2 separate regions of the Homo sapiens genome follow, and region 1 is linked to region 2. A link is a loop called in an ENCODE intact Hi-C map of the cell type or tissue named here. Cell type or tissue: breast epithelium. All regions are shown on one strand. Each heading gives the region's core, and the rest is flanking DNA. Links, peaks and the distances in the headings are about the cores only.

Evidence for each region. Peaks named below come from ENCODE experiments on the same cell type or tissue, not always from the same donor. Only the 100,000 strongest peaks of a DNase experiment are listed, where the experiment ranks them.
Region 1: it touches region 2 in a loop (26-fold over the local background); 1 of 110 quality-filtered maps calls a loop at or near these places.

Annotation. Positions count from the first base shown.
Region 1 is chr1:32,563,219-32,566,140 of GRCh38, reverse strand. The region is part of intron 2 of ZBTB8A (zinc finger and BTB domain containing 8A); the gene reads right to left. Among named protein-coding and RNA genes, the nearest start is that of ZBTB8A, 25 kb to the right of the region's middle. In breast epithelium, for the core only: no CTCF peak of the experiment used is centred there; no DNase peak of the experiment used is centred there.
Region 2 is chr1:32,494,916-32,497,837 of GRCh38, reverse strand. It overlaps ZBTB8B (zinc finger and BTB domain containing 8B), which reads right to left. Exons shown (of 4, transcript NM_001145720.2): 4 at 1,152-2,922. Among named protein-coding and RNA genes, the nearest start is that of ZBTB8B, 31 kb to the right of the region's middle. In breast epithelium, for the core only: no CTCF peak of the experiment used is centred there; a DNase peak (open chromatin) is centred at 1,522; H3K27ac peaks cover 610 bases.

The DNA.
Region 1 (2,922 bases), core at 128-2,627, 68 kb before region 2:
AAGCTCCGCCTCCTGGGTTCACGCCATTCTCCTGCTTCAGCCTCCCAAGTAGCTGGGACTACAGGTGCCCGCCACCACGCCTGGCTAATTTTTTTGTATTTTTAGTAGAGACTGGGTTTCACCATGTTAGCCAGGATGGTCTCGATCTCCTGACGTCATGATCTGCCTGCCTCAGCCTCCCAAAGTGCTGAGATTACAGGCGTGAGCCACGGTGCCCGGCCAGAATTATTCTCTTAATTGGTCTAGCAGACTAGGCTTCTAGACTAAGCACTAGAATCTAAGCTCCAAAAGGTATGAGTCTCTGTTTTTTCCACCTCAGCATCCCTAGCACAGTGCATAATGTCCAGCATACAGATGCTCAGTCAGTATTTGTTGAATGAATAAATATTCACTAAAAAGGAAATGGACCAAAATATAGGACTAAAGGGAAATGAATTTGAGCTCATAAAGAACAGCTATTTATTTATTTTTAATTAAAAAAAATTTTTTAAAGACGGTCTCAATCTGTCACCCAGGTTGGACTGCAGTAGGTGATCACAGCTTACTGCAGCCTCAGACTCCTGGGCTCAAGAGGTCCTCTCACCTCAGCCTCCTGAGTAGCTGGGGTTACAGGGCATGCCACCACGCCCAGCTAATTTTTTAATTATTTTGTAGAGACACGGTCTTGCTATGTTGCTCAGGTTGATCTTTAACTCCCAGCCTCAAGCAATCCTCCAGCCTGGGCCTCCCAAAGTGCAGGGATTATGGGCAGGCATGACCCACTGTGCCCAGCCTTAAAACGGATTTCTTTTTTTCTTTTCTTTTTTTGGGGGGAGGGGACAGGGTCTTGCCCTGTCGCCCAGCCTGGAGTGCAATGGCATGATCACGGCTCACTGCAGCCTCAGTGTCCTGGGCTCAAGCAATCTTTCAACCTCAGTCTCCTGGCTGGGACTCCAGGCACATGCCACCATGCCTGGTTAATGTTTGTGTTTTTTTGTAAAGATGGGGTTTTGCCACCTTACCGAGGCAGTCTCAAACTCCTGAGCTCAAGCAATCAACTCACCTTGGCTTCCCAAAGTGTTGGGATTACAGGCATGAGCCACTGCACCCAGCCAAAATGTATTTCTTACTGTGGGTTTTGGTAAGAAAAATTTGAGAAACACTGGGCCAAACTGATGAACAACAGAATTAGTCACTTTGCAAAGTAACACTTCCTATGCTACCATTGTAGCAGAGGTGGAATGTCATTGATTTTGGGTGACTGCATTTGGTAGGAGGTGGGACTGTATGATCTCTGAGGATTGTTCCAACTTCAACACTTTTAAACAATTTTGCTGCAGTTAAATGATATACTACATGTGTTCCTGTTTGTTACAATGAGATCCTGAAATAAATCAAGTTATACTATAAAATGCCAGCATAAGTTGTTGGGTTTTTTTTTTTAGATACTCTAAAAATGAGAGAAACTATTGGTTCTACTTTGTGTATTAATTGTTTTAGGTATATTTTGCTATTGAACATGTGTGCTTAATTATTTGGTATTTTGGTGAAAGATTAGAGACAGAGAGATGAATCCTTTTTCCTGAAGAGGTTATAGGTCAAAGGCTGAGGATAGAGAATTTATACCCCTAAATTCTAGAGAGGGAATTTCATTCTGCTTTTAAAGAATAATTCTGTTAAAAACAGGCTATTGGCTTCCATTACCCAGACATCTGTGTTACATTTCCACTTACCTAATAAAGCTCCAGACTTTTTTTCAATGTGAAATCATAAAAGCTCCAGACTTAAAGTGGCCCAAAAGTATTACGGTTTTATCACAGCTTATAACGTAAAAATTCTGATGTATCAATTACACTAGAGAAACACTGAAGCTTGGCACTGGGATGGAGTAAAAATGGTAAAATACCAATCATCTTGAGTTCTTAGGGATGAGTTATTCTGGTGCACTATTTTCTAAGGAATGAGAAATAAAGCAGTAATGTCCTTTGAGACCCTAGGGTAAAGAAGCCATAGAAATCTGGTGTGTCCCTTTCTGAGTGCTGTCACTTCTCACCATTCAAATACTGCAATGTCCTCAGGACCAGTGACAGCATGCAGTCTGCTCACCGTGCCCATGGTTTCAAATTAGCTGTTGCAAAACTGAGATAAAATGACCTTGCTGGCATCTCAGTATCAATTTTGCATAATGTCAAAATACAGCTCTGGTATCAATAACATTATTAAGAAGCAAGATGTACTCCCCATCCTCTTTAATGTTTTGTCTCAGAGGCCATTCCACCTAAGAGATGACTAGGTTCTATGATGGGGCTTCCTCAACCCCTCTGGCTTGAGAGTAAGGTGACTGGGGAAGAAGAGCCTGTCTAAAATAAATTATCCTTAGGAAGAAGGTGGCTGGGCGTGGTGGCTTATGCCTGTGATCCCAGAACTTTGGGAGGCTGAGGTGGGCAGATCACCCGAGGTCAGGAGTTCGAGACCAGCCTGGCCAAGATGATGAAACTCCATCTCTACTAAAAAGACACACACACACAAAAATTAGCTGGGTGTGGTGGCGGGCGCCTGTAATACCAGCTACTTGGGAGGTTAAGGCAAGAGAATTGCTTGAATCCAGGAGGCGGAGGCTGCACTGAGCTGAGATCACATCATTGCACTCCAGCCTGGGTGACAAAGTGAGACCTTGTTTCAAAAAAAAGAAAAAAAAGAAAGAAAAAGAAAAAGAAGGTGTCAGCCCTAGGGGGGAAAAGGAGAGAAATCCTGTAGGGTGGGGAATCAGGTCTTACAACTTTTCCTCATTAACTCCCTTTCCTTGGTGTGATCATAGCTCACTGCAACCTCAAACTCCTGGGCCCACGGGATCCTCCCGCCTTGGCCTCCCAAACTGCTGGGATTACAGGGTGAGCCATCGTGCCTGGTCTTGCTTCTCTTAATGTCTTCCCACCCCCAACC
Region 2 (2,922 bases), core at 288-2,787:
CCCTAACCAAGACAGGTTATCTGGATTCCCTCTGTGAGGTTTGGTGCTGAATTGTAGGTGTCAGGAAAACTGAAATCCCAGCTGCCTCTAGTGTTAACCCTTAGAGCCCATCCAGCAGGGACTCAACCTCTCTTGCTCCTGCCTGGGCCACACCTGTACTGAGAACACCCTGAGGACATGCAGTATTGCGGAAGTGCAGGGCAATGCCCCTGCCCTCCTACCTGGCATCAGGTGTTTAAAGCATTGCAGCAGTATTTAAATAAAAAAAAAAAAAGCAGTACAGTTTGAACTCCTAGCATCTCACCAAGATTATAGATCATGCTCAGTTTCTGCATGTAGCTCTCAAACGGAAGGCTTAGGCATACTTCCTTGGAGCTGAGCCAAGTGACCATCTTTCTCCTGGCCAGATCCTTCTAGTGACTTCTCTAAAAAAACTTCATACAGATCAGCGGTGCCCGCTCCACTGACCTTCATACATACCAGACATGTTTAAATCCTAGTGATGCTCACAGATTGGTCCAAAGTAGGGACTTATTCTACCTCCATCATCCCTACATAAGGAATAAAAGATCTCCTGTCCCACCCAACATCATAGGTAGGCAATTCTCTGTGAAGGGCCAGATAGTAAATATGTTAGGCTTTGTGGATAAAGGTGTCTGTAGCAACCACTCACCTTTGTCATTGATGGCATAAACAATGACAAAAAGGAATGGATGTGCCTGTCTTCCAATATAACTTTATTTACCAAAAAAACAGGCAGCAAGCAGGATTTAGCCTAACCCCTGTTCTACCTAGTAGCTTTTTTTCCTATTACTAAATGAAGTTAATGAGTCTTTAAACAGATGGAAACATATTTAGTGTTAGCAGTTCTATATTATTATGGGAATCCTTTAAAAATTTATAGGCTATACATGTTTTTCTTAAGAGCAGGCAGCGAGCCCAGCTAATCTTAAATAAACCCAGCCTCAACATTTAAAAAAATGTAAAATTATATCAATACATTGCTGAAACTAAACCAATTTTGTCTTCAAAAGAGAAATATTTGAAACTGTTGTTTAAGCAGAAATAATTTTTAAAATAAAAATATGCACATATGTCTTAAAGATTTATATAAAAAATGGAATGCCAAACAACTGAAAGGAGAAATCAGATTTAGATTATATCCACGAATTTATTCTCTCGTAATTTTAGTTCTTTATATATAAAAAAGTAAAAACAGCAAAACAATACAACCTGGGCAACACTGACCTATATAAACAGACCTGGTACATTACCACTTAAAAACCAATTCAATTCCAAAAAGCAGAAACTGTCTTACTTGTTAAACAAGGTATCAGTTGCTATTTTTTTAATGGTCAAGATGATTTCCAACTCTGGCTCCTCTTTTTAATAAATATGTTTTGACAAGTGCCTTTGTAATGAACTAATCCATTTGCAAACTTGGCAGGCAAAGATAAAGTCAGTTTCTGTTTTTCTTCCGAGAGCTGTTGGACAGTGTGTAACTGTAGAGCTCGGCACGTAGAATGGCTGCACTTCCTGTGATTTTTGAGTTGTCTGCCTTACTTTTTTCATACATTGCATCATCAATTACCCATTCATCAGACAGTAGTCAGTCTTCTTTCACAGAATCTAAAATGTCCCAGCTTGGGATAGTCTGCCAGAAATTGTCTCGTATTACTAAATTGTTGGTCCTAAGACCGTGGGACAAAAAAGTGGGAAAAACGGTTTGATGGAAGCTTCTTCTGTTTAGAGCTCTAATAGTTCTCTTTATTTTGTGGGGTTATTTTTTTCCTTAACTAAAATCTTGTCCATAAAATTCTCCATTAGAATTTTATATAAAATAATTGCCCTGAGAAAAACAGTAACTAAAATTATGAAGGGTTATTCACTCATTAATGTGAGACGATCCTCAATTCCTTATTGCATTCATTCAATTAAAAAAAAACCTTTTTTTTTGAGACAGGGTCTCATTCTGTTGCCCACGCTGGAGTGTGGTGACATGATCCTAGTTCACTGCAGCTTTGAACTTCTGGGCTCAAGCAATCCTCCTGCCTCAGCCTTTGGAGTAGCTGGGACTACAGGTGTACACTACCACACCCAGCTAACAACTCATTCTAAAGAAACTGTTTTAACTATTTTAACCTTAGCCATTTTAAATTTATAGGTACCAAATTCAGGTCAGCTTCAAATTTGGGACGGTACAGAAAATAGTTAAATTGTATTTGTTTCCGAGGACAAAATGAGCAACAGAGGAACAAAGGACTTTTTCCTTTGTTGAGGCCACTCCTATTCTAAACTTGTAACTAGGGTGTTTCAATCTGACTGTATATAAATCAAAACAAAAATTTAGCTTGAGATTATTTCCATTTACTCCCAGGTTGATTTAACCAAATTAAAGATAATTTGCATTTTTGATGGCCCTAAGTTAATTTTAATCCCAAACTAGATAAATATTTCATTAAAAACCAGGAATACTGCATCTAGGTATTTTTAGATTAAGTGGCTAATCTGTTTTTCTAATAATTCTTATATATAATTGCAGCCCTTTAAATAAAACTAGCTTTTGCAGTAGACTGATTAAAATCCACTGAGTCAAGAAATACCTAAGAATACATTTTTACTCAATACCATCTTATCATGTGGGCTGCTGACTTAAAAATATGTGGTTTTCTGTTTCAAATAAGATTGTTCTTGTTACATTCCCTGAATCACACCCAATTTATATTTCAAAAATCAGTTAGAGGCCGGACATGGTGGCTCACACCTGTAATCTCAGCACTTTGGAAGGCTGAGGCGGGTGTATCACCTGAGGTTAGGAGTTCGAGACCAGCCTGACCAAAATGAAACCCCATCTCTTCTAAAAATACAAAAATTAGCCGGGCATGGTGGCATACCTCTGTAATCCCAGCTACTCAGGAGGCT